Regions from separate parts of the Homo sapiens genome. Here region 1 is linked to region 2. A link is an interaction called in ENCODE POLR2A ChIA-PET data of the cell type or tissue named here. Cell type or tissue: Panc1. All regions are shown on one strand. Each heading gives the region's core, and the rest is flanking DNA. Links, peaks and the distances in the headings are about the cores only.

Region 1 (2,916 bases), core at 161-2,660, 210 kb after region 2:
CATGGGGGTGGATCCTTCATAAGAGGGTTGGTGCTGTCCTCGACATAATGAGTGAGTTCTCACTCTATGAGTTCACAAGAGATCTGGTTGTTTAAAACAAGCCTAGCAATTCCTCACTGTCTCTTTTGCTCCCTCTTTGCCATGTGACACATCAGCTCCCCTTCACCTTCTGCCATGATTGGAAGCTTCCTGAGTCCCCATCAGAAGCAGATGCTGGCGCATGCTTCTCATCCAGCCTGTGGAACCATGAGCCAAAATAAACCTCTTTACCTTATAAATCACCAAGCTTGAGTATTCCTTTATAGCAACACAAGAATGGACTGATAAACCTCTGAGATGGGCTTTCCTTCTGTCACCAAGGCTGGAGTGCAGTGGCATGATCATGGCTCATTGCAGCCTTGAACTTCTGAGCTCAAGCAATCCTCCCACCTCAGCCTCCCAAAATGCTGAGATCACAGGCATGAGCCACCATGCCTGGCCAAGAATATCTTTTTAAAAATGCTGATTAAAGATGGCTGATTGAACAAATGTGTTTACCCCCAAACCTCTATTAAATTAAAAATAAAAGGATTTTAACAAATTAAAAGGGGGAGAAAATAATGACAGCAACAAAATTTTAAGAGCTAAAAAATAGGATACTTTGCATATCACGTAACAAACTAAGAAGGCTAAATTCTAAATCAGCACAGGGGAAACCAAGAAGCAAGCCATTTCCCAGGGTAGGCTACCCCAAAAGCCTCCCTCCCAAATGCAGTTTAGTGACTGCTGCAGAAGATATAACAGAGGGTCTCTAAGCCAGAGCTAGGACACTAGGCACGATAAAGACTGGGAATATTATGCTGAAAGCAGACAGATTTGAAAAAAGGCTTATATAATGAAGCACTATTCTCAGTCCAAATTCAACCTCCAGAACAGAGGCAGCCAGCATAAGGAACCATTCTAGGAAGGAGAGGAGACATTTACCTTCTAGAAAACTTGCTCAGACCAAGAAAAAAGACCTAAAGACAAGGACATCCCCCTCCCATAGAAATGGCCCAGACTGATCATTCTAAAGACAAAAGGTAACAAGCTTCATCCATGGCACAGAGGTGCCCATTAGCTCTAAAATACAAGTGAAGGGCCAGAATTATCAGACATCTGAAAAAAGCCCCTACCAAAGAAGAGAGAGACAGAACACACAAAAGTTAAAAAAAAAAAAACAACAACAACAAACAACGAAAAACAAAACAAAACAAAAATTAGAGAGGAAACAAAGTCTTGAGAATATGCAGGGAAATAAAAGCTTTTAAAAAAGCTAATAATATCTTCAGAGAAGTAAAAAGATGTTATAAGAACAGGATGAAATAAAAAGAACAAAAAATAACTCTTAGAAATTTGAAATATAATAATGGAATTTTAAAACTTAGACAGTTTATATGATAAAGTTGAGAAACTAGGAAAATAAAGCTAAAAGACAAAGAAAAGGACAATAGGAAAGAAAAAACAATCAGAGGATCAGTCTACAAGGTACAATATTTCAATAAACAGGAGTTCCAGAAAGAAAGAGAACAGAAAAATTGATGGGGAGGAGCTCATAATAAATCAATAATTCAAGATTTCAAAAACCAAAGGATGTGAGCTGCCAGATTGATAGCGCCCCCAAAATACCTAGACAATGGATGAAAATAGACCATTGTGAAATGTCAGACCCTTAGAAATAGGAGAAAATCCAACAAGCTTTCAGAGGGAAAAAGCAGGTATCAAGACCAAGAATTCAAATGTCAGAAAACAATATGAGATAGTAATCATGAACTTGTAGTTGTACAAGAGACAAGATGCCATTTTCAGTTTCTACAAAATAAAGTGAAACAGTAGGTAGAACTTTAAAGTAACACTTAGGGGGAGAAACCCTGATTCCAAAACATATATCTGTTGGGCAGGAAATTGAAAGCAAATGCTCAGTGTTTTGGAGTTGGATTGCAAAATAGATTATAGCAGGGATTTCTTCTTAATCCTTATATATCAACAAAACCACAGTAAGAATAGCTAACCTGGACAACTAATCATTAAGCACTGAAAACATATATTAGCTTGTGCACTCCTCATGACAATTCCAACTGGCAAAAATAGTTATAATTTTCAAAATGAAGTTATGCTAATTAAGTAATTTTCTCAAAGTTTCATATAATTGGGTAAGAGGAGGAGCTAGAATTCAAACTCCAAAATCTGTTTATTTAACTACTATGCCACACAGCCCTGAAAAATAATGTTGCAGTGCGGTGGCTCATTTCTGTAATCCCAGCACTGTGGGAGGCCAAGGCGGGTGGATTGCTTGAGTCCAGGAGTTTGAGACCAGCCTGGGCAATATTTGAAACTCCGTCTCTACAAAAAATACAAAAATTAGCCAGGTGTGGTGGCATGTGCCTGTAGTCCCAGCTACTCAGGATAAGGGGCTGAGGCAGGAGGATTGCTTGTGCCTGGGAGGTGGAGGCTGCAGTGAGCTGAGATCACACAATATACCACTGCAGTCAAGCCTGGGTGACAGAGAGAGACTCTGTCTCAAAAGAAAAAATAAAAAAGAAAAAAAGAAAAAGAATGTTCACATGTAAATTTTTCGTGCACATTCTATAATGTTCACATTTAAATATTTGTAAACCTTAGTATTTCTACTAACACTGACTTCTTTTATTTTTTGAGACAGAATTTCACTCCTGTTGCCCAGGCTGGAGTGCAATGGCGTGATCTCGGCTCACCACAACCTCCGTCTCCTGGGTTCAAGAGATTCTCCTGCCTCAGCCTCCCGAGTAGCTGGGATTATAGGCATGCACCACCACGCCCGGCTAATTTTGTATTTTTAGTAGAGACAGGGTTTCTCCATGTTGATCAGGCTGGTCCCGAACTCCTGACCTCAGGTGATCCACCCGCCTCAGCCTCCCA
Region 2 (2,916 bases), core at 181-2,680:
TAGAAAGAGTCAAGGGCAAGGAGAGCACCCTCACATCTGTGGTTCAGACACCGAGACACTGAACTGAACACAGTTAAATGTTCTGCCTTGACATTCAGCTAAGACCATCTGGATTTGCACTTCAGAAATTACTTATTAGCAAAGAACATCATAAGCTGCTTGTAAACATATTCCCAAGAGCTGAAAGCCACCTTAATAGGATGAGATTGGATTTGCACCATGTAATCTTAGCTTTCATGAACCAGAAACAGTTCACAAATGTTAGGAGCCAGTTTTGCCCTTGGCTGACTTAGGGTCTAGCCACACCTCTGCCATATACCATTTATCTCTCAGGCTTCATCTGTGAAATGAATGGGAGTAACAGCAACATCCACCTCACAGGTTCAGGTAAGAGTAAATAACACAAGGTACATAAAGCACTCAGCACAGTTCCTACCACATACTTGCTTGATTCAGCCTTATTATTCATTTTTATGAATATAAAGTATTATGGTAAATGGAATTTATTTTTATGCATTAAAACTTTAAAAATGTTATGCTTTTATAATGATTCTGTGACTTAATTTCAACCAGGCATAAATAAGGCTCAAAAAAAACCTCTTTATTGTGATATAAGTAACCCTTGATTCACATACTATTATAGATGTATAAATCAAATGTCATAAATAAATCATTTCAAATATGCTAAGGAAATAACTACTCCAACAAAGGGCATTTGTGTAATGGGTCAGAGCACTGGATTTGGAGTCAGACAGACCTAAGTTCAAACCCAGGCACTTCCATTTACTAGCCTCACCTTCTTAATCTGTAAAATGGGTATATGTTCATTCATTCAGTGAGTGTTTACTGAAGGTTACTCTATGCCAAGCACTGTTCAAATAAAGTAGCATCTCCTTGGAGCATTAGGAAAGATGATGGAAAGCAGCTAGCCCAGAGCCTGGCACTAGAGGACCCAGGAAATGAGAGCTGCTGCTATTTATGAAGCACTGCCTGTGCTGGAACTGGGGACAGAGACAGTGGCACATGGTCTTTGCCCTTGGAAGTTTATCGTCCTGAAGAGAGGACAAACAAATGGACAGGTGATGGCAGCGCAGGGTCCAGGGGCTCTGTACAACAGGGGCGGAAACACAGAGCGCTGGGGAGCACAGAAGGAAACCAAACCCAGGCTGAGGGCAGAAGCATTGTGGAGCTTCTCCCAGAGGAGGTGGCATCTGAATTCACCAGACAGAGCGCGCCAGCAAAGCATTCGTATTCAGGCCCCCTGGTTTCTGTCTTCAGCTGAGAAGAGAGTTCTGTGAAATTCGTGCCTTTCTGCTCCCACTTTGATGGGATTACTACAGCTCAGGTGGAAATACCTGCATAATAATTGGATGCTTTAAAATGTCAGTTAAGTGCATCTAAACTGCTTCTGCTCTCCTTGCTTCACTGCCAGGTCCATGAAAAACTGAGGACCCCTCTCTCCCTGGGTTTGGGGAGTTGGACACAGTGATCAAACTGAACGTGAACACAGGCTTTTTTGCCAGACTCTCAAAGACTGCCAGAACCAGAGAGTTTGAAGGGAGAGAAGAAGGGCCTGAGTGTGGCTATGTGGTGGTTTGTGAGGGGTGAGGCTGCAGCAGGAGTGGAACTCATGATTTCTCCAGGCAACCAAATTCAATCCTTGCTTCTACGTTCGCCGTAAACGTTTCACAAATCCTACCACCAGGAGGTGCTGTCATGCCACTGCTGTGCAGGCTCTCCAAAGAGGCCCGAAACTCAGGATTGCCAATTCTTTCACCTCAGGATCTTTTCTTCATAAAGTGTGCCTGGAAAATATTGCATCTTTATAACCTTTTATAATTACCAAGTTTTAAAATTGTAAAGATAGAAAGGACTAAATGGAAAAATGCAGAACAGAAAGATGGGTGTTTCATGTTGGAAAAAAAAAGGCATTTTCACAACGGGTTTGCCACCAAAACACAGGTGTCATGAAAACCACCCCTAAATCAAAACCAAAATGGGAAAGAAAAGGATTCATATCAATATCGTCGTTATTGGACACGTAGATTCAGGTAAGTCCACTGCTACTTGCCAACTGATCGACAAACATGATATAAATCACCAAAGAACCATCGATGAATTTGAGAAGGAGGCTGCTAAGAAGGGAAAGAGCTCTTTCAGGTATGCTTGGGTCTTGAATAAATGGTAAGATGAGTGTGAGTGTGACACATCACCCTGTGGAAGTTTGAGACCAGCAAGTACTGCATGAGTCATTGATGCTCAGGACAGAGACTTTATCAGAAACATGATTACAGGCACATCTCAGTCTGACTGTGCTATCCTGATTGTTGCTGTTGGTGTTGGTGAATCTGAAGCCGATATCTCCATGGGCAGACCCATGAACATGCCCTTCGTGCTTACACACTGGGGATGAAACAACCAATTGTTGGTGTTAACAAAATGGATTCCACAGAGCCCCTCTACAGCCAGAAGAGACATGAGAAAATCATTAAGAAAGTCAGCTCTTACATTAAGAAAATTGGCTACAACCCCAGCACAGCAGCAGCTGTACCAATTTCCAGTTGGAATGGTGACAATATGCTAGAGCCAAGTAGTAACATGCCTTGGTTCAAGGGATGTAAAGTCACCCATGAAGATGGCAATGCCAATGGAACCATGCTGCTTGAAGGTCTGGACTGTGTCCTACCACCAACTCATCCAACCGACAAGCCCTTGCATCTGCCCCTCCAGATGTCTACAAAGTTGGTGGCATTGGTCCCTATGTGCTAAGTGGAAACTGGTGTTCTCAAACCCAGCATGGTGGTCACCTTTGCTCCAGTCAACGTTACAACTAAAGTCTGTTGAAATGCACCATGTTGCAAGCTCTTCCTGGGGAAAATGTGGGCTTCAGTGTTAAGAACGCATCTGTCAAAGATT

Evidence for each region. Peaks named below come from ENCODE experiments on the same cell type or tissue, not always from the same donor. Only the 100,000 strongest peaks of a DNase experiment are listed, where the experiment ranks them.
Region 1: POLR2A ChIA-PET joins it to region 2 with 6 read pairs; 2 of 35 experiments call an interaction of 5 or more read pairs at or near these places.

The regions. Positions count from the first base shown.
Region 1 is chr3:149,703,663-149,706,578 of GRCh38, forward strand. It overlaps a transcript of WWTR1 not described here. Among named protein-coding and RNA genes, the nearest start is that of WWTR1-AS1, 47 kb to the left of the region's middle. In Panc1, for the core only: no CTCF peak of the experiment used is centred there; no DNase peak of the experiment used is centred there; H3K27ac peaks cover 427 bases.
Region 2 is chr3:149,492,664-149,495,579 of GRCh38, forward strand. The region is part of intron 3 of TM4SF4 (transmembrane 4 L six family member 4); the gene reads left to right. It also overlaps the pseudogene EEF1A1P45. Among named protein-coding and RNA genes, the nearest start is that of TM4SF4, 19 kb to the left of the region's middle. RefSeq lists a silencer at 1,632-1,781. In Panc1, for the core only: CTCF peaks have their summits at 1,701 (motif pointing right) and 1,977; a DNase peak (open chromatin) is centred at 1,708; H3K27ac peaks cover 2,500 bases.